Regions from separate parts of the Homo sapiens genome. Here regions 2, 3 and 4 are each linked to region 1. A link is a contact called in ENCODE Hi-C or POLR2A ChIA-PET data. All regions are on one chromosome and are shown on one strand. Each heading gives the region's core, a stretch centred on a gene start or an enhancer-like site at or near the end of the contact. The rest is flanking DNA. Distances are from core to core; before and after follow the strand shown.

Region 1 (4,858 bases), core at 1,179-3,678:
CAGGCACTGATCAGCAGTATTGAAGCCCAGCTGGGCGATGTGCGAGCTGATGGTGAGTGGCAGAATCAGGAGTACCAGCGGCTCCTGGAGCAGGAGATCGCCACCTATCGCAGCCTGCTTGAGGGCCAGGAAGATCATTACAACAACCTGTCCACCTCCAAGGTCCTCTGAGGCTGCAGGCTCTGGGGCCTCTGCTCTCCTCAAAGCACGTCTCCTGGGTAGGAGGATGGGAAGGAAGAGACCCTTACCCCTGGTTCTTCCCCTGACCTGCCAGCAAAATTTTATGGCTCAAGGGAAGAAAAAAAAAAAAAAACAAGAGCAAAGAAAAGTTCCAGTCTAATCCCCAGGCTCCTCTTGGGCAAATGTCAACACATAAAATGATCCAGAAGGCCAAGTCAAATTACGGTGTAATGGACAGGGGTGCCTCTTCACATTGCCTAAGGGACAACTATAACAGAAAACATCTCAGTCAAAAAGGTGACCCTGGGCCAGGCGCGGTGGCTCACGCTTGTAATCCCAGCACTTTGGGAGGCCGAGGCGGGCGGATCACGAGGTCAGGAGATCGAGACCATCCCGGCTAAAACGGTGAAACCCCGTCTCTACTAAAAATACAAAAAATTAGCCGGGCGTAGTGGCGGGCGCCTGTAGTCCCAGCTACTTGGGAGGCTGAGGCAGGAGAATGGCATGAACCCAGGAGGCGGAGCTTGCAGTGAGCCGAGATCCCGCCACTGCACTCCAGCCTGGGCGACAGAGCGAGACTCCGTCTCAAAAAAAAAAAAAAAAAAGGTGACCCTGCAATGTGGATTGCCAGGACCCACAATGAGCCAGAGGGGTTGGCACCTTTTCAACACGGGCCTGCATTCCTGCAGGTCCAGATCCCAGAGTGTACTGTATCCAACGTGCCTGTGGCTAGCGTGTGTCTACAGACTCTGGAACCACACTCCTTGGCTTCCAACCCTGGCTCCAGCACATACTCTGTGACTTTTGGCCAGTACATTAACCTTTCTGTGTCTCCATTTCTCCTTCTGGAAGGTAAGCATTAAGTATCTCCTATCTTTAAAAGTTCCTAAGAAGTCTACATCCTAGGCCACCCTATATGTGCACACCCAGCAGCCCTTTCTGTCCCCTTTGAGCCCAATCTGAGGGAGGACAGGTCCCTCTCTCAGCCTCAGAAAGTGAATGATGATGGGATTCAACCTTTTCTTTGGTTTTCTCCTTCTCTTTGGCCAGTGACAAGTCAAAGGCAAGAATAACTCGGTTCTCACTAAACAGGGAGGTCAGCAGGGAAACTTTCCTTTCCCAATAAAAAGACATAGGTTTGGCCAGGTGCGGTGGTTCACACCTGTAATCCCAGCACTTTGGGAGGCTGAGGCAGGCGGATCACCTGAGGTCAGGAGTTCAAGACCAGACTGGCCAACGTGGTGAAACCCCGTCTCTACTAAAAATACAAAAATTAGCCGGGCATGGTGGCACATGCTTGTAATCCCAGCTACTCGGGAGGCTGAGGCAGAAGAATCGCTTGAACCTGGGAGGCAGAGGTTTCAGTGAGCCGAGATCATGCTACTGCACTCTAGCCTGGGCGACAAGAGCAAAACTCCATCTCAAAAAAAAAAAAAAAAAAAAAGACATAGGTTTATGCAAAGCGTATTAGGCCATTCGTGCACTGCTATAAAGGAATACCTGACACTGGGTAATTTATAAAGAGAAGAGTTTTAACTGGCTCACTGTTCTGCAGGCTGTACATGCATGGCACCAGCATCCTGAGCACAGCTTCCAGGGAGGCCTCAGGGAGCTTTTACTCATGGCAGAAGGCAAAATGGGAACAGGCATGTCACATGGCATGGCGAATGAAGGAGCAAGAGTGAGTTGGGGCAGAGGTGCCACAAACTTAAACAACCAGATCTCCTGAGAACTCACTCACTATCACTCACTATATCAAGGACAGCACCAAGACATGAGGGATCTGCCCCATGACCCAAACACCTCCCACCAGGCCCCACCTCCAACACTGGGGATTAGATTTCAACATGAGATTTGGGCGGGGACAAATATCCAAACCATATCACACAAAAGAAGCCTTTTGACCCTTCCACTGCCTTTAGTGCTGCTATAGCAGCCATCTGCCGCCATGGGGAAAGAGCCAGGAAGGCCAAGAGGATCTCAGCCCTGAGCACTAACACTGTCCTGGTCTCTGTGCCCAGGCCAGCCTCCACTTATTCCAAGGATGACTGTGAGGAATGTGGACCCCTGCTTGTTTACAGTACTGTTGGATAACTCTTCTTTTGCTTGTGGCCAAATGCCATCCTAATAGGTCAACTGTATAAGTTTATTCTCATTAAAAAAAAATAAAATTTAAAATCATGTTCTCCAAAAAGTTACTGAGTAAAAGTGATGTCGCAATATCAGTATGACTCATGGCATTGATTTTTGTTCGTTTGTTTTTTGTATTTTTCTGAGACAGAGTCTCACTCTGTCTCCCAGGCTGGAGTCAGTGGCGCAATCTCGGCTCACTGCAACCTCCTCCTCCCGGGTTCAAGCGATTCTCCTACCTCAACCTCCTGAATAGCTGGGACTACAGGTGTGCGCCACCATGTCTGGCTAATTTTTTTGTATTTTTAGTAGAAATGGGGTTTCACCATATTGACCAGGCTGGTCTCGAACTCCTGACCTCGTGATCCGCCCGCCTCGGCCTCCCAAAGTGCTGGGATTACAGGCATGAGCCACCATGCCTGGCCGGCATTGTTTTATACACACACACAGATACAGAAATATAGGGATGTGTGTGTATATACATTATATATACACACACACACACACACACACTATATATGGGTGTACATGTCACATATATTTCCTAGCTTTTTCCACTCAGGCGGCCTTGAAGCTGTGATGTCCCTACAGCAACAAGCACACTTAGTATCTGGATCTTGGTTTCTAAATACCATCCTCCAGATGACCTCCAAGAGACCAGTGTTCCTTGAAGAAATGGCTGGCTCAAGAACTGCAGCAAGGAAAATACAAGATGAACCTGGACATCTTAGAATGCCAGAAAGCAAAGGAGGTGCTTTTTTTAAAAAGGAAAGGGTGAGAAAAGGAAAAAAGAAGAAAGATGGGGCATGTCAAATGGACGTATAAGCCAAACTGAAGGAGTTCCCAATAGCCAAAGCTGGAACAAATTAGAGGGAAAAAAGGGGGGATAGTAGTATAAGATCATAGAATAAAACAAATATCTGTGAGCCTATACTGAAATAAATAAGTGACTAAGTAAATATAGCAAAAGGGACAGATCTTCCTTACAAAAGAATTCCAATTAATAATTATAGAAAGAATTAGGAAAATAGAAAATCACCTGTATTTCACTGGAGCAGAAATGTTTGCCCTAAAAAAAATTATGGCCTTCAGTCTTCCTGGGAATGATCAGCTGTTGCACTTTCGGTGACAGCAGGATTATGGACATTAATACAGAACTTTACAGTTTATAAATTTTTTTTTAAGAAAGAAAAGAAGAAATCATGATTAAACACCATAGTAATAACTGCTTTAACAAGATCCACTGATGAAGATAAAATTAATGTGTGAAACTTTATGGAGAAACATTATCTGCACAACCTTAAAATATCTCCTAGCTGAATACTAATACAAATATTAATTACTGTGGTGGTTTTAAAATATGTCCACAGACTCTTTGATACTCCTCCATGAGGTGGAACTTAATCCCCCCATGCCCTGAGTATGGGCTGGACTTGGTGATTCCTCTCTACTTAATCAATGATGGAAAGGGAAAGACAGTAACCTTACAGTAGTGAAACCTAGCAGACATGAGACATCACCAGTACCAAGCCATCTTGACATCATGTACTCCTTCAAAGGACGCAGTGAGAACAGCGTATCACCTGAATCGTATTTGTCCCCAAAGTCCATAACCTCAGTCTAATCCTGAGAAGACACTAGACAAACCCAAATGGAAGAACATTCTATAAAATGCCTGAACACGACTCTTCAAAAGTGTCAAGGTCATACGTCTCAAGCCTTTTAGTGTTGTTATAAAGCAACATCTGCATGCTTGGCTCATGGTTCTGCAGGCTATTCAAGAAGCATGGTGCCAGCATCTGCTTCTGGTGAGGGCCTCAGGCTGCTCCCACTCATGGCAGAAGGTGAAAGGGAACTGGTGTGTGCAGAGATCACATGGTGAGAGGAGAAGCAAGAGAGAGGAGAGGGGCCGGGCACGGTGGCTCATGTTTGTAATCCCAACAATTTGGGAGGCCAAAAGGGGAGAATCTCTTGAGCCCAGGTGTTCGAGACCAGCCTGGACAACATAGTGAAACGCCATCTCTACAAAAAATAGAAAAATTAACTGGGCAAGGTGATGCGTGCCTTAAGTCACAGCTACTCGGGGAGTTGAGGTGCGATGATCTCTTGAGCCCAGGAGGTTGAGGCTGCAGTGAGCCGTGATCACACCAGTCCACTTCAACCGGGGTGAAAGAACAAGACCTTATCACAAAAAAAGAGAGAGAAAGAGAGTACAGGTGCTAGGCTCTTTTTAGCAACCAGCTCTCATGGGAACTAACAGAGTGAAAACTCACTCATTACCACAAGGACAGCACCAAGCTATTCACTGGGGATCCACCCCCATGACCCAAACACCTCCCATTAGGCACCCACTTCCTACACTGGAAATCAGATTTCAACATGAGATTAGCAAGGGTCAAACATCCAAACTATAGCAGCCATATAAGACAAGGGAAGATGAAAGTATCATACATCGGAGGAGACTAAGGAGACATGACAACTAAATAAAATGTGGATTGGATCCTGGAACAGAAAATAACATTCGAGGAAAAACTGGGAAAATGTGAAT
Region 2 (4,858 bases), core at 1,283-3,782, 1.6 Mb after region 1:
CAAACTGAAATCTCTTCCACAATGTTTGTATGTCAACCCTTTAACGGCAGTGAGCAGCAAGCTATGACTGTTCGTACAGTGATATCAACATTAATGTCTCTATATTAAACAGGCTTTGCTTTTATTTTCTTTCCATTTATACTTCAATAGTGTTTTATTTTCACTGTAAAAATAAATAATAACCTATATTTGCATAGTAATTTTACATAAGCTTAAATTCAAAGACTCCCGTTTTTTTTTAAGCCAACCATTCAAACTGTTAGTGCTTCTGGCCTATGAGATGGTTTACCAGATAAAGTAACATTCTTTATATTCCAATATTCTCTCTCATAACATAAAAAAGAATTTAAGGAATATCCCTTAGTCACATTTTCTTTTGTTCCAACCCACTGTTTATGGAAGCATGCAGATGTTAAGAGTTGCAAAAATTGAAATGACTTCATTAACAAAGCAACATCCCAACGTTTAATGTCAACTCCTCAGACTCATAAAAAAATGAAACAAAACCAATTATATTACCACTAGCAAATTTTTTCCCCTTAAAATCTAGTTTCGTCTTATTTCTAGTTTCAAGGCAAGCTTTGTCTACCCAAGGTATCAAAGGTCTTCAAATCTCATTCATTTTCTTCTGCCCAAGAGTTAAGAAAGTAAGTCTAAAACAGAACAAGCCAGATTTGTTGCTGTGATCTTCTCACACGAACGCCTTTTAAAAGAAATCTTTCAACAAAGACTCAAAAAAGAAACAGCAAAGTTTGGGGAAAGAATTGTCTGTCTTTAGGTCAAGCATTTCCTGATAAGTGACTGAAGGTCTGGCTGCCAGGAATACACTTTGCTGACCCTAGGAATGGCCAAGTCTCAAAACAAAATTTGCCTCTTCTGTATCTTGAAAGTGACCTGTTAGGACCTGATGTCAATTTGACGAAGAGGTGATAGAACATGACCAACGAGGTGTCTTTGGTGGACATATTCATGTAAAGGAGGCGAGAGCCACAGATTTCAGCTAAACGCTTTTTGCCACTTTTGCAAAAGAAAAGCTAATTGTTAACGGCCATGTGACATTATAGATCCCAGAAAAGGAAAGGGTGGGAGGAAGAGAGAGAAGTTCAAGGCAGTTCAGGGTCAGAACAAGCTCAGACATCCTGTCATTAACAAATGTTCCCCAAGCTGAAAGCAAAATACTGCTTACCCGAAAAGGAGTGGGTGAAAAGTAGGGGGAGAACGAGGGAAAAACCACAGGAGAGTCAATGTGGCAGTGTGGGGGTGACAGGAGGGAGGGAATCTGGAGCTATCCAGCTGAGTTGGGGAGCAAAAGCATCGGGCATAGCATCGGGCACAAAAATGCTGAGAAAAGCAACTGCGACGGAGACAGCACTAGGCACCCTCCTCCCCCCATTTTCCCCTCCCCATCGGTTTGCTGGGTTTCCCACCTTCCCTCTACCTCCGCTCTTGACCAACACTCCGGGGTGTGACCCGCCAGCAGGAGGCTGCCCTGATCTTTGTCTCTACCCGCTCCCACGCGCGGGCTCCTCCTCCTCCTCCGCGCTCCCCACCCGCGCACAGCGCCAGCGTCTCCAAGGAGCTGCAGGCGCCGCGACCGCCGCCTCCTCGCCCACCTCCCGCGGACCCGCGCCCCTTCCTTCCCCTCCCGGGCAGCGTCGCCTGCGCCTCCAGCTCCACCCCCGCCGAGGGGACCTTTGTGTCTCGGGGGACTTTCTGCCTCTTTCCCCTCCTCCGCCTCGCGAGGAGACCGGCCTCCCCCGCAGACCAAAGCGGCAGCGAGCACCGGAGGCGGCGGCGTCTATATCTGTCGGCGCCTCCTGGGAAGCAGCTCGCAGACACTCACACCCCACCCGAGCCCCGGAAATCCCCGGGCGACCCAAGGTCCTCGCTGGACCGGAGAGGTGACAGGCGCACGCTAGCCCCCCGCGCCGCGCCTCCTCGCTCAACTTCCCGACCGGGCCTGAGCCACCCGCGCCCCCAGTAGCCCCCGCCCCCGCCTCTGTCCCACGCAGCCTCCCGGCCCCGCGGCCGACCCGACACCAGGGGAAAGCGCGGCGCGGACGCCAGCCGCCAACTCACCAGCAAGAGCGGGGACCGCGGGTCCCGAGGCGAGGCGAAGAGAGGCGCGGGGGGAAGCTGCTCCGCGGACGCCCGCGGCGACCGGATGCAAGTCCGGGTCTCAGCGGCCGGCAGACGTGAGGCGCTTCCGAGCGCAGGCCTCCGCCGCCACAGCCGCCTTCCGGCTCTCGCCGCGGGTCCGGAGCCTCGGGAGGGGCCGCGGGTGTCTCACGCGTTGCCAAGTCCCTCGGTCAACATGGCTCCCGCGCCGACGAGCCGCGCGGACGGCCCACTAATCCCCTCGGAGCAGCCGGGCGCGAGCGCGGCGGGCGCCGACGGCGGGCTGAGACTGTCTGGCCGGGCGCTGGCTCCTTCTCCGCGGCTCTGCGGCGGCCCGCGGGGAGCTCAGGAGACTGCGGGCGGCCGCGTTCGCTCCTTGCGTGTGCGTCGCTTTCACACTCGGCGGCTGCGGATTGACGCCTCCGCCTGTTCCCCGGAGGAGAGCGAGTGCAAGAGAAAAAACACTTTTATTGAAACGATCCAACCAGCGGCGGCGGAGAAAAGCGACCGGCCGCGGGAGCTTACCCCACCCCCGCCTGAGCGGCTCGCCGGGGGCAGCGCGACCCCTGCCGGCGGCGGCGGAGGCGGGGGCGGGGCCGGCGGCCGGGGGCGGGGCCTGCAGGGCGGGGCGGGTGTCCCCGGGAAACTGCCCGCTCCGAAATGCGGGCGTCGGGGGAGCGGCGGAGGGGGCCAGGGGACCCCACCGGAATGAGTGCCTGTCCGCAGCGACTGGGGGAGAAATTATGTGAATAATTCAGCCCCTCCAACATCCCCCTGCCCCTCAACTTCCCGCTACCAAACCAAAACTCGTGCTTCAGTTATACAAGTAATTACTGTACAAGGTGTCCATGCCACAGTTCTCCACTGACTTTCTAGAGAGTCCATGTCAAAGGACCCACACTGAAAGATGTTGATGGCTGCAACTTTTCTCCTTTGTTGTGTGTGGGTACGTGGGTACTAGTGCCGCAGTCTCTCACACACACGGCATCTATTCATTTAAACTACAGTACAGTGTTTTGTATATATTATCATGTGCCCGGCAATATGCTGAGTCCTCTAAGGACGGAGAGTCTAGCTGGGATGAAAGATGATCAATAACTATCATAAAAATCTGAACGTTATGAGCGGAGAAATACAAGGTGCTATGAAAACAGAAAGGACTACTGTTGCACGGGTTAGGTTTTGTTTTCTTGGGGGAGGCGGGCCGCGAGAGGTTGGCCCAGTTTCTGCAACTGTTTTTACTTTCTCCTTTCCCAGAGGCTAAAAGCTAGTTCAGGAATGAACAGCAGAGTGGCAGTGAAGACAAACTAAAGTAATACTGACCCACTTTTTTCCACTAATAAGGATAAAAGCATAAAGTTAAAACAAACTTAAACCCCTAGAGGGAGATAATGAGAGGATTGAAAGAAGAGAGTAGGGACCGGATGTAGACAACATAAACAAGAAAAAAAAACCCACATAAAAGTCCTGTGAAGTGAGATAAATTTTTTTTCCCATGTTAACACCCGGAAGTAGAAGCTGCTTTGAAGTTTCAAATCACATTATGTGCTAAGAACTTCGGGGAATTATCTTTTTGGATTTAGGGATGAATCCTTTCCCCCTTAAAAATGCTGCATGCTGACATCTTTCTCTTATTTTGTTTGGCAAAGTTAAATGCATCTACAGTTATATCCAACGATCGTACGTGTCAATCAGGCTTTTCCCATGCCTCTAAAATTACCAGGACCCGTAAATTAGCAACAATTATGCTCTACGCGTATTTAACACTTGTTTACCAACCAAGAATGCAAATATACATAACAAGCTTTCCGTTAGAACAAGTGCGCTTTGTTTAAAAGCACTGTTAATGAGGCTTTTTAGATTTGTCCAAGTCAAACTTGGAACTTTATAATATAGCAAGATGTAGCATCATTTTCAGAGTTCTTTTTAAGTTAAAGAGAAACACTGATATTTATACAAGGCCTATTTATATGAAAGGATTTTCATATACTTGCCTCATCTAAATTAGTACTTTAGTAAATATCAAAAAATCACCAAAAAAGGGAGTCTATGAAATGGCATTCTGAGTTTCAGCATTAATACTTATACCTTCATATCATTAGATTAACATTACTCCATGAGAAATAAAAAGATTATTCTGTCTCATCCAAAGCACCCTCTCCTCTTTCTACATCTTTCATTAGCATAACAAAGAATTCGTAATTGGGAGGCTGAGGTGGGAGGATCCATTAAGCCTGGGAGGCGGAGTTTGCGGTGAGCTGAGATTCTGCCACTGCACGCCAACCTGGGTGACAGAGTGAGACACCGTCTCAAAAAGAAAAAAAAAAGACGAATTCATAATGAAAACTTAGGTGATTATTTGATTGATTGGTTTGTTATTTCTTTTTTTTTTTTAAGACAGAATTTTGCTCTTGTTGCCCAGGCTGGAGTGCAGTTGCGTGGTCTCAGCTGACTACAACATCCGCCTCCCAGGTTCAAGCGATTCTCCTGCCTCAGCCTCCCAAGTAGCTGGGATTACAGGCATCCGCCACCACGCCCGGCTAATTTTTTGCATTTTTAGTACAGACAGGGTTTCACCCTGTTGGCCAGGCTGGTCTCAAACTCCTGACCTCAGATGATTCACCCTCCTCGGCCTCCCAAAATGCTGGGATTACAGGCGTGAGCCACCGTGCCTGGAGGATTTGTTCTTTCAATGAAAAAAAAAATTACAGATTGCACAATATTTATTTCATTACTTTTC
Region 3 (4,858 bases), core at 777-3,276, 1.4 Mb before region 1:
GTCACTGCAGCCACTTTCCTCAAGGCTAGTTGATTTACAGACAAATCAATATTCTTTAAAAACCATACGGCATAAACAGGTACTTTTCCTGGCCTACAAGCTAGTGACTATACTAGTATAGCTACCATGTATTTACTTACTCGACCCTTTTTCTTCAGGTTACTTCTGGTTTCAAATGCAGCAATCACAACAAAATTTAATGCCTGAGGACTCCATAATAGGTAAGGCAAGACAAGAACAGATGGAAGCAGAGCAGTTGAACTTTTCAGCGAAGCAAACAAAAAAACAAGTTACATTTCGCTCAGATTTGCATTCTCAATCCAATTGTACCAGTAACACAATTTTGTATAAAATCCAAACCATCAGGAAAGAAAAATTAAAACAGTCTTTCACACTCTGCATACTAACTCTGAGATAAATTAGGAAACATGAAAGCATGCAGATATTGGAGGGTTGTCTCCCACACAGTAAGCATCCTCTCTCAGGGCTAACCATACCGCACAGCTTCAGGAGAGGACCATTCGTATGACAGTCTGCATAAATGGCGCCTCTTGAAGTTATACAGTGAAATACTTTGGATTAAAAAATAAAACTTCAATTTAGCAGTTGCAAAGATCAACTTTATTATTACCTAACCCATGGAAAATGGATTACACATATGATAATTTTAATGAAATCAAAATGTTATTTACCCAAAACATCCCATTTTGCTATCCACTGTCGGTAAATGAGCATTCATTGTGCTTTCACAAAATCTATGCCTCACTTCAGAGAGTTATATTTAATGTTATCTATTTTGTGAAACAAATACATAAATGAACTTTGTTTCGTTTATGAAACGAACAAACCATTTTCCCACACACTAGGAAGACATTCAATCTTTTTATGTTTATGGTGAAGCAGCATCTTTGCAAAGTCAGAAAACAGTAATAACCAACACTACATAAGGCTCAGTATTACGTTAGGGTCTGTTCTTTACATTCTAATCCTTCCAATTACCATAGAGCTAGATTAGTATATTAAGCAGATAAAGAAGCAGAGAGGTCAAATGAGGTTGCCCAAGCTAATATTTGGCAGAGCTAGAAATCAAACTCAAGAGTCTGGCCTCAGATTCTTTGTTCCTGCCATACATAAACATACATTTCATATTCCCTAAATCAGTGTTTTGCTCTAGAGAATTAGGAAGTAAGGCTCTCTGAGCCATAAAACATTATTTTAGTCATGAAAAGCAGCATTTCTACCATCTTGAAAGTCAATTGTCAATTAAGAGGTCAGCAAAAGACTACAGTAGGAATGAACCTTCTGTAAGCCATCCCTTACACACTTTGCTACCTTACTGTCTCTCCAACTAAACTAGTTCCTAGAGATCAAGGCCTGTGTCTAACATTTGCAGACCCAATGTTGGACACCAGTGTGTCTTGCATTTCTTACTGGTTAATGAACAGATCAACTGCAGAACTACCTGAGACCAACCCCACAGAGTAAGGAAAACCACTGACTGGGTTAAAAGGAAATTCAAGAACTTCCAAAAATAGTAGGCCTAGCCAAGCAGTGACTGCAAAGAGCAGGAGTATGCAGAAAAAAAGACTTGCAAGACTCCAAACCGAATCTTTACAAACTATTTCACACGTCTGTCCAAAAGCCTTAGCTTTGACACTATTCCTACAGGTCATACACTTAAATGGACCAATTACGAAGCACCAGAGATACCAGCCTTATCACTTCTTTTGCCCCTCTAGGCAGCTTCAACAATCTAATAAGCATTTTCCTCAATTTAAAAAAGTGATCATTGCCTCAATAATCACGAGTTGACATATTAAAGATGATTCTTTCCCCTACCTCAAGGTTTTGGGAAGAATCTGAAATGAAACAGCTTGGTTAGGGACTTTAATATTTCACAGATTATCAATTAGGTCTGAAATTTGAACAGTCTTAAGAGATCCAGCTGGAGTAAATAACTCAGCAGATTTTTTACTCTTCTGTGATTTCAGATTATCTCGTCCTGCACTACTAAGCCAGAAGAGGAAATGATCCAGACAACTCAGATTTTAATGTAACTGAAATAAGCACAAACTTACACACTAGGGCTGATGTATTACAATAGAGTACGATGGACAATAATACTGGGTCAAATTCATCCACTTCATGTGGACAGCTTGAGTCTCCGAAAGAATGCGACAATACATTCAAAGAACATAAATGCTGGAATCAGTTCTTGCTAGCAACACGAGCCAGCAATGTTATTATGTGAAACTGCATCCAAAAAAAAAAAAAAAAAAGCTACAAAGTCATAAAAATAGCCCTGAGAATAACTAATTTGAATAGTGTAAGTAAACAGTTTTCTTGAGGAAGGAAATCGGGTGGCTGGAACACAGGTAGGAGACACCCTGCAAGTCAAACAAGCTTAATCAAAACAAGAGCTAAAAAAACCCTATAAAACCCCTAATCTGACAAGTCTGAAGTCAAGCCACATACTGCCACATCTCAAGGGCTTCTTACCCATCCCTATCTATCCTGGGCTGGGCCAGGCCAGGCAGTTTTCTAAAAAATCTCTGCCTTAGGAAACTAGTAAGTCAGATATAAAGTCAATCAATGTCTCTCACTTTCCTTCTACACTTTTGTGATTCTGGAGGTAGGACTCTGCCAGGGGCTCCTAGTTTAAGTCTGCAGATAAGGGAGTGTTAAGGGAAAACTGCGAGAGACGACAGTGCTGTCTCCCCTCTCATGGGTGCATCAGCAGATTTTTTTTTTTTTAAGCTCATCGGCTATCATTAGTGTTAGTGTATTTTATGTGTGGCCTAAGACAATTCTTTTTTTTTTTCTTTTGTCGCCCAGACTGGAGTGCAGTGGCACGATCTCGGCTCACTGCAGCCTCTGCTTCCCAGGTTGAAGCAATTCTCCCACCTCAGCCTCCCAAGTAGCTGGGATTACAGGCGTGTGCCACCACACCCAGCTAATTTTTGTATTTTTAGTAGAGACAGGGTTTCACCATGTTGGCCAGGCTGGTCTCGAGCTCCTGACCTCAAGGGATTGGCCCGCCTCAGCCTCCCAAAGGGCTGGGATTACAGGCGTGAGCCACCATGCCCAGCCATGAGACAATTCTTATTCCACTGTGGCCCAGGGAAGCCAAAAGGTTGGAAATCCCTGTTCTAAAGCAATGCAGGCTTCACATGTGACTAGTTTTATGAGAGCCAATACAGATTACCTATCTCCTAAAAATTCTACCTTGCTTCCCTTCAGCACTATCACTTTTTAAAAGGTTTTATTTAGAAAACACTTCAGGTAAAATATTTACAAAGGAATGAAGTACTAATACATGCTACAATATACATGAACCTTGAAAACATGCTAAATGAAAGAAGCCAGAAAGAAAAGGCCACATATTGTATAATTCCATTTATATGAAGTGTGTACAATAGGAAAATCCATAGAATTGGAAAGCAGATAAATGGTTGCCAGGGGTTGAAGGTAGAGTGACTGCTAATGAGCACAGGGTTTTTCTTTTTGGGGTGACAAAAATCTTCTGGAATTAGCAAGTGATGATGTTGTACTACTTTGTGAATACATGAAAAAACCACTAAACTGTACACTTTGAGTGGGTGAATTTTATGGTATGAGAATTATACCTCAAAAAAATAAATGAAGCATTTGAGTTTTCCTTCAATATTCAGTGAGATTTTGGAATCTTACCGATGAATTAGAGATTGGAATAGTAAAAGTAAGTGAAGGGAAAATAAATATCTATTACTTGACTATTTAGTATATAACATATTCACAGCATGTTAACAGAGTTTTCAGTTTTTTGAGATAGGATCTTGCTCTGTCGCCCAGGCTAGAGTATAGTGACACAATCTTGGCTCACTGCCGCCTCAACCTCCCAGGCTCAAGTGATCCTCCCATTTCACCCTCCCAACTAGTAGCTGGGACTACAGACATGTGCCACCACACCTGGCTAATTTTTGTATTTTTTTGTAGACATGGGGCTTCTTCATGTTGCCCAGGCTTTTCTCAAATTCTTGGGCTCAAGCAATCTACTTGCTTCAGCCTCCCAAAGTGCTGGGATCACAGACATGAGCCACCGCACCCAGCCAACAGAAATTTTAGTAATGAATATATATTCATGGACTACACTTCTGAAGAAAAGAAACTTCAAGTTAAAAGATTACTTTTGAAGCTAAGTATCTGTGATCCAAGCATAGACATGCTGACTCAAGTTACACAGTCTTAGTTCAAATATCTCCTGGGTCTGGTATGTCGACATTCTACTCCCCCTTTTCTACTTATGCTTCAAAATTCAGCTCAAATATCATCCTCTAAAAACCTTTCCCTAAACCAACCTTGAGGGTTTTCCAGGCCAGTCTGTCACTTCTTTGGTGTTCCCATTGATGCCTTTGTATTCAATATACAAAGCAGTGCTAGCTGTATGATTTTACTTTTGTCTCCCATTCTACCCATCTTTGCATTGAAGCCAAGCACACATATGACCAGTGTTTCTGCAAAGTGTACACTAAAATCATAAGCAGCTCTTAAAACAACAAAAATATGTTGGGCTGGCAATGTTAAATTTACAAACTTCCCCAGATAATTCCAATGTATAACCATGAACTAAGTACTCAGACTAGAAACAAGTGTTCAGAGAAAATAGCCCATAGATTCTTGTCTTGGCATCCTTGCCAATACATCAGCAGCCCTGCCAATTAAACTAGGAGAAGAAATAGGCAAGGTCTGGCCAAGTACTTCTCTAAGCACAGTCAGTGCTGGCCCCTGAACAGAACTTGCAGCACTTTTAGTTTAACCCTTACCTGAACCACAACAATAAAGACAGGGTCCTGGACAGTGCACTTTATTTGAAAAAGTG
Region 4 (4,858 bases), core at 1,525-4,024, 1.2 Mb after region 1:
TTTAGATTGGGACATTCTTTTCAAAATTTAAACATCCTGACTCTTGCTTACTTATAGAACAGAGATAAAGTTTTTATTCTACAAAAGTGATGAGAACACATGGATACACAGTGGGGAACACACACTGGGGCTTACTGGAGGGTGGAGGGTAGGAGAAGGGAAAGGATCAGGAAAAGTAACTAATGGGTACTAGGCTTAATACCTGGGTGACAAAATAATCTGTACAACAAACCCTCATGACACAAGTTTACCTATGTAACAAACCTGCACATTTGAAGTACACCTGAACTTCAAATAATAAATTTTTTAAGTTTTTATTTTACAAAACAAAGGTAAGTGTGAGGTCACATTAAGCAGCAAAAAGCTATAAAAATTTTCATTCTTTTACTTTTATCAGCATAGTTTATAATTTAATTTTTTTAAATAAAGGTGAAGAACAAGAACTTTCCAGTTAACTAAGAGCTTTGAGTGGGTTTGGGGCTTAGTCAAGGTTTTATTATATCTTAAACCAATTGGAATATTTCTTCTGAAATATATGTTGCAGCTAAAGATTCAAGGAAGAATTTGCTGTTCATATATTAGAAAAACCTCTTTAAATTTCTTCCACTAGCGACCTCGGTTTTGGTTTGCAATTATTCACATCTGAACACAAGTGTCCTGAATTGCTTAATTTTTAAATCTCTAGTACTTTTGAATGTAGGACGTATAAACTCATGTTCAAATATGGCAGTCTCACAGTGTGGTTTTTCTTTTTTTATTATTATACTTTAAGTTCTGGGGTACATGTGCAGAACGTGCAGGTTTGTTACATAAGTATACACATGCCATGGTGGTTTGCTGCACCCATCAACCCGTCAGCTACATTAGGTATTTCTCCTAATGCTATCCCTCCCCTAGGCCCCTACCCCCAACAGGCCCTGGTGTGTGATGTTCCCCTCCCTGTGTCCATGTGTTCTCATTGTTCAACTCTCACTTATGAGTGAGAACATGCGGTGTTTAGTTTTGAAACTGCATTGAAATAGGACTTCAGCCCTGCCCAGGCAAAGTTGCTACTGCAATTAAAGATAGCATGGTACTTCAAGAAGACCAAAGTGCGATCTGCAAGGAAATAGATGCCTTCCTGCTTATAATATCTTAATTTTCTTTCTTATGGTACTTTTGTTGATTACCTATCAGTACATAGAGGAATCGACCTATTTTTCAAATCAATCAGTTTAGCAAAATGTTGAGGGATGAAGAGTAAGAAAGTAAGTACTTATTAGTTCATATTAATGAAATCAAAATTCAGATCCTTCCTACACAAGTAGGAAAAAGAGGCCTGAAAGCCACCAATTCTTATCTGCCCGATCTGATCTGATTGCTTATTGATGTGCTTTAGTAGATTTCACCATGCTACACTGTGTAAAATACACATGTAGCATCCTGCCCTGGTGAAGAAGCCGAATTTGGCTGTCTTTTCATGACCCTCTTATTTTTAAAATGATCTTCTATGAAATTCTTCAGGTGAAAGGTACCTTCAGATGAAAGGTATAAACCAAATACTATTGGGCAATTTGAGCAAGAACATTAAATATAGGTTATGATACAGATAAAATCATTGAATAATATTCCATGAATCTACAACCTTTCTTCATTCCAATGGTTATAGAGTTTGTAGAAGTATGTGTTTTCTAAGTGAAATAACTACTTGGCTCCTTGGAACCAACTATTAAAAAAGCGTATTGAATCATCCTTAGAAAATTTGAACGTCCCATCCGTTCTTAAATTATTAGAAGAAAGTTGATAAGATTAAAAAGTAGAAAGGACCCTGAAGAGAGAGAGCTGCGCCTAGAGTTAGCAAGCAGGGACTGTTAGTTTCAAAGTAGGGCGGAAAGAAGAGGCCTGCCCGGCCGGGGCTGGAAATCCTAAGAGGCTTGAGAACGACTAGCAGGGAGATCCAGGGAACTAGGAGGGAGACGGATGGGTGGTGCCCTGCAGACCTGTGGATTGAAATAAGTGTTCCCGGGAGGCAACCGTGGGATCAGGGATCGACAGGACATGGGATCTGAGACTTGGGTGAGATTGTTGACTGAGGAAGGTGCCCAGGGGGCTGGGAAAAGTCTGGGGCCTGAAGAAGGGGGTTCTGGGCCGCAGGCCGAAGCAATGGGGAGGCCATGGAGTAATTAGAGCCAGGAACTAAAATTATGGGGGCTACTGCAAAGATGACACCTAAGGGCTGGGTGAGTTGAGAGGAGTGGACGAGGCGCTGGATGTGCCCAGGGACCTCGGAGAGAGGATCCAGGCGAGGGGCGGAGGAGACATACGTATAAGTGGGGGCTGAGGGAAGGGATGCAGAGGCGTAAGCGGGGTTGAGAAGGGGTGCTGTGAGAGATCTGGGGGCTGAAGTGCACAACATGAGTTGGATGGAGGCTACAGAAGAGCAGACGGGGACGTGGGGCTAGGCAGGGGCCGCGGCGGGGTGAGCCGGAGATCCGGGAGCCCGCAAGGACTAGGGTCGAGGGGCAGGGAGCCCGGGAGAGGCGGGCACTGGGCAGGCGCCCCACTGTACCAGGCTGCGCAGATTGTCCTCCTGAGACTGGACCGTGAGAGCAGCAGTCCCGGTCAGCGTCCGGCGAGTAAAGTCGACGCTGCAGCGCAGGTGCAGGTGCTTGGTCCGGCAGACGGAAGCCGGAGAGGCCAACGAACAGGTATCCACTATCTCGGGCATGGCTCTGGGGGATCACACAGCACAGCGACCTACAGCCCAACGCTCAGCTACCAGACTCGTCGATAGAGAACCTGAGGAGGAGGGAGAGAGGTAAAGAAGAGGAGGAGGGATTCGCGGTGCACGCCGGGAAAGGAAGTTTCTTAAAGTCAGACGAGCGTTGGGGGATGGGTGAAGGAACTACAAGTTCCATGGTGCCGCGCGGCAAGCGGGCGCTTGGCTACCTGGGAGCGTGTGTGTTAGGGATGTTGAGGGGGACCAAGCGTGCTCCTGGAGCTGAAGAAGAGGAGGGGAGTAGGGGCAGTTAGAAGGGTGGCCGAAGGGAAATGATGAGAATGGAGGGGGAGATAAAACTGAACACTACCATTTTGGCTCTGTTCAACTTTCGTGGAAGCTGTGGTGGCAAACGTAAGAAAATCAGGTTCATTGGTGTTTGCATATAGCGAGGGCGGGGCGGAGCAAAAACGTAGAAAAGGCCTATCAGAAGGCTTTCTTTCGTGCGGTTCCTCGTTAGTATAGTGGTGAGTATCCCCGCCTGTCACGCGGGAGACCGGGGTTCGATTCCCCGACGGGGAGGCACAGTAATTGTTTTTTGTTTTTAGCTGTAAGTAATTCAAGGTTTAAACAGTTGTTTTGTCAGTTTCAGTGTTTATTATGTATATCCCCAGAACCTGCATCTCTCAAACGGAGAAAGCCAACATTCCCATCTTAGAAACTAATGAATTTCTATAAAAGTTATGCACTGGTCGCAATGGGAGTACAGAGCTGGGACATCTAGCTCAGCTCTGGGGCCTTTGTGGCAGGTGAAGGAGGATTGAAGGATGCCTTGCCTTTAGGGTGGGGCCTCAAAATTAAAACTGGAAAAATTGGAAGAGGCTAGGTTTCGAAGGACCTTAAATAGGTGGCCTTTTAATCCTGGGTGCATTAATGGGGGACCCACTGAAGAGTTTTCAGCAGGCGACTGATAAAGCATGGTCAGACTCATGTTATAAAATGCGGTATCAAAACCATTAGCAGGAGATTTAGGAAACTATTAAAATGGCTCAATCAGAAGATGCTGGGGGCCTGACATAGGTAAGTAGTAAGTTAGGATAGAGAGGAAGGAATGAATAGAAGGAATACTTATATAAGTGGATTCACAGATTGAGAGGAGACGAAGGTGGCCCAGGCTTTCGGCTTCAGTGGCTGGCTAGTCATTAACCAGAGGTAGTAGTCTATATGAAGAGGACAGTATGTTAGGCTGTACTTGCATTGCTATAAATACCTGAGACTGGGAAGAAAAGGGGTTTAATTGGTTTACAGTTACGCAGGCTGTACAGGAAGCATAGCTCCAGTATGCTTCCAGGTAGGCCTCAGGAAGCTTACAATCATGGCAGAAGGTGAAGAAGGGGCAGGCCTCTACATGGCCCGAGCAAGAGCAAGAGATTGCGGGGCCGGTGCCACACACTTAAACAATCAGATCCCACAAGACACTGTGGCGAGGACAGCACCAGGCCATGAGGGCTCTGCCCCCGTGACCCAAACACCTCCCACCAGGCCCTACCTCCAACACTGGAGATTATAATTCAACATGAGATTTGGTAGGGACATATATTCAAACTAAATCAGACAGATTTAAGGGGAAGATGCTAAATTCAATTTTGGACATATGAAATTTGAGAACCTATGGGAGTGGAAGTGGAGATGTCCATGAGTCACTTGGATATTTAAGTCCACAGCTCTGGGGAAGTGCCAGGTAGACATGACCACGTCACATAACGTGGTGGATGAAATTATGACAGTGGGTAAGCTCAACCCAAGAAGAGTGTGTAAAGAGAAGGGTAATGAAAACAGGTTGGAAGCTGAGAGAACACCAGAATTTATTGTTTTAAAAAGGGCTAGAGGAAGAGAAACCCATGAAATAAACCAGAAAGAGCCAACCAACAATGCCAGATGCAGTCCCGAGGACCACCGAAGTAAGAAGTGAAAATTCTCTAGATTTGGCAGTGGGGTGAGAATGGGGAAGGTGGTGATTTTGTTGACTGTCGTGATTTGGTTGAAGATGGAAGCCAGAGAGTAGTGGATTGAGCAATGAAGAGAAGAGGGAGGTGAAGCATAAACCACTGTCAAGTTGCTTGGCCAATGTGAGAAGGGAAGATAAAGGGGAAGCTAGAG

Evidence for each region. A loop is a pair of places that touch in the nucleus more often than their neighbours do. ChIA-PET counts read pairs that join two places held with the same protein, here RNA polymerase II (POLR2A). Pooled maps may share reads with other maps.
Region 2: a loop to region 1 is called in a map with no recorded cell type, with 7 times the contacts of the local background. The contact joins the promoter of CDK17 here to the enhancer-like site in region 1. A Hi-C loop is called at or near these places in 2 of 37 single-sample maps with no recorded cell type and 3 of 50 pooled maps. POLR2A ChIA-PET finds 5 or more read pairs at or near these places in 1 of 52 experiments (OCI-LY7).
Region 3: a map with no recorded cell type shows a loop between it and region 1 (3-fold over the local background). The contact joins two enhancer-like sites. A Hi-C loop is called at or near these places in 4 of 37 single-sample maps with no recorded cell type and 4 of 50 pooled maps. POLR2A ChIA-PET finds 5 or more read pairs at or near these places in 1 of 52 experiments (activated B cell).
Region 4: a loop to region 1 is called in a map with no recorded cell type, with 7 times the contacts of the local background. The contact joins the promoter of LTA4H here to the enhancer-like site in region 1. A Hi-C loop is called at or near these places in 1 of 37 single-sample maps with no recorded cell type and 2 of 50 pooled maps. POLR2A ChIA-PET finds 5 or more read pairs at or near these places in 1 of 52 experiments (GM12878).

The regions. Positions count from the first base shown.
Region 1 is chr12:94,834,988-94,839,845 of GRCh38, forward strand. It overlaps the pseudogene KRT19P2. Among named protein-coding and RNA genes, the nearest start is that of MIR492, 3.0 kb to the left of the region's middle. Within about 2 kb of position 2,429, at least 2 of the 41 ENCODE cell types and tissues checked have a DNase peak (open chromatin) inside an H3K27ac peak, as active enhancers do.
Region 2 is chr12:96,397,907-96,402,764 of GRCh38, forward strand. It overlaps CDK17 (cyclin dependent kinase 17), which reads right to left and starts at 2,533. Exons shown (of 17, transcript NM_002595.5): 1 at 2,080-2,533. RefSeq lists silencers at 1,937-2,096, 2,277-2,456, 2,547-2,876 and an enhancer at 3,297-3,516.
Region 3 is chr12:93,424,130-93,428,987 of GRCh38, forward strand. The region is part of intron 1 of UBE2N (ubiquitin conjugating enzyme E2 N); the gene reads right to left. Among named protein-coding and RNA genes, the nearest start is that of UBE2N, 15 kb to the right of the region's middle. RefSeq lists an enhancer at 2,260-2,309. Within about 2 kb of position 2,027, at least 3 of the 41 ENCODE cell types and tissues checked have a DNase peak (open chromatin) inside an H3K27ac peak, as active enhancers do.
Region 4 is chr12:96,032,813-96,037,670 of GRCh38, forward strand. LTA4H (leukotriene A4 hydrolase) reads right to left here and starts at 2,775. Exons shown (of 19, transcript NM_000895.3): 1 at 2,549-2,775. The coding sequence starts at 2,707. It overlaps TRD-GTC2-8 (tRNA-Asp (anticodon GTC) 2-8), which reads left to right and starts at 3,209; the gene lies at 3,209-3,280. RefSeq lists enhancers at 70-239, 1,874-1,963, 2,554-2,973, 3,414-3,463, 3,484-3,533 and a silencer at 2,404-2,503.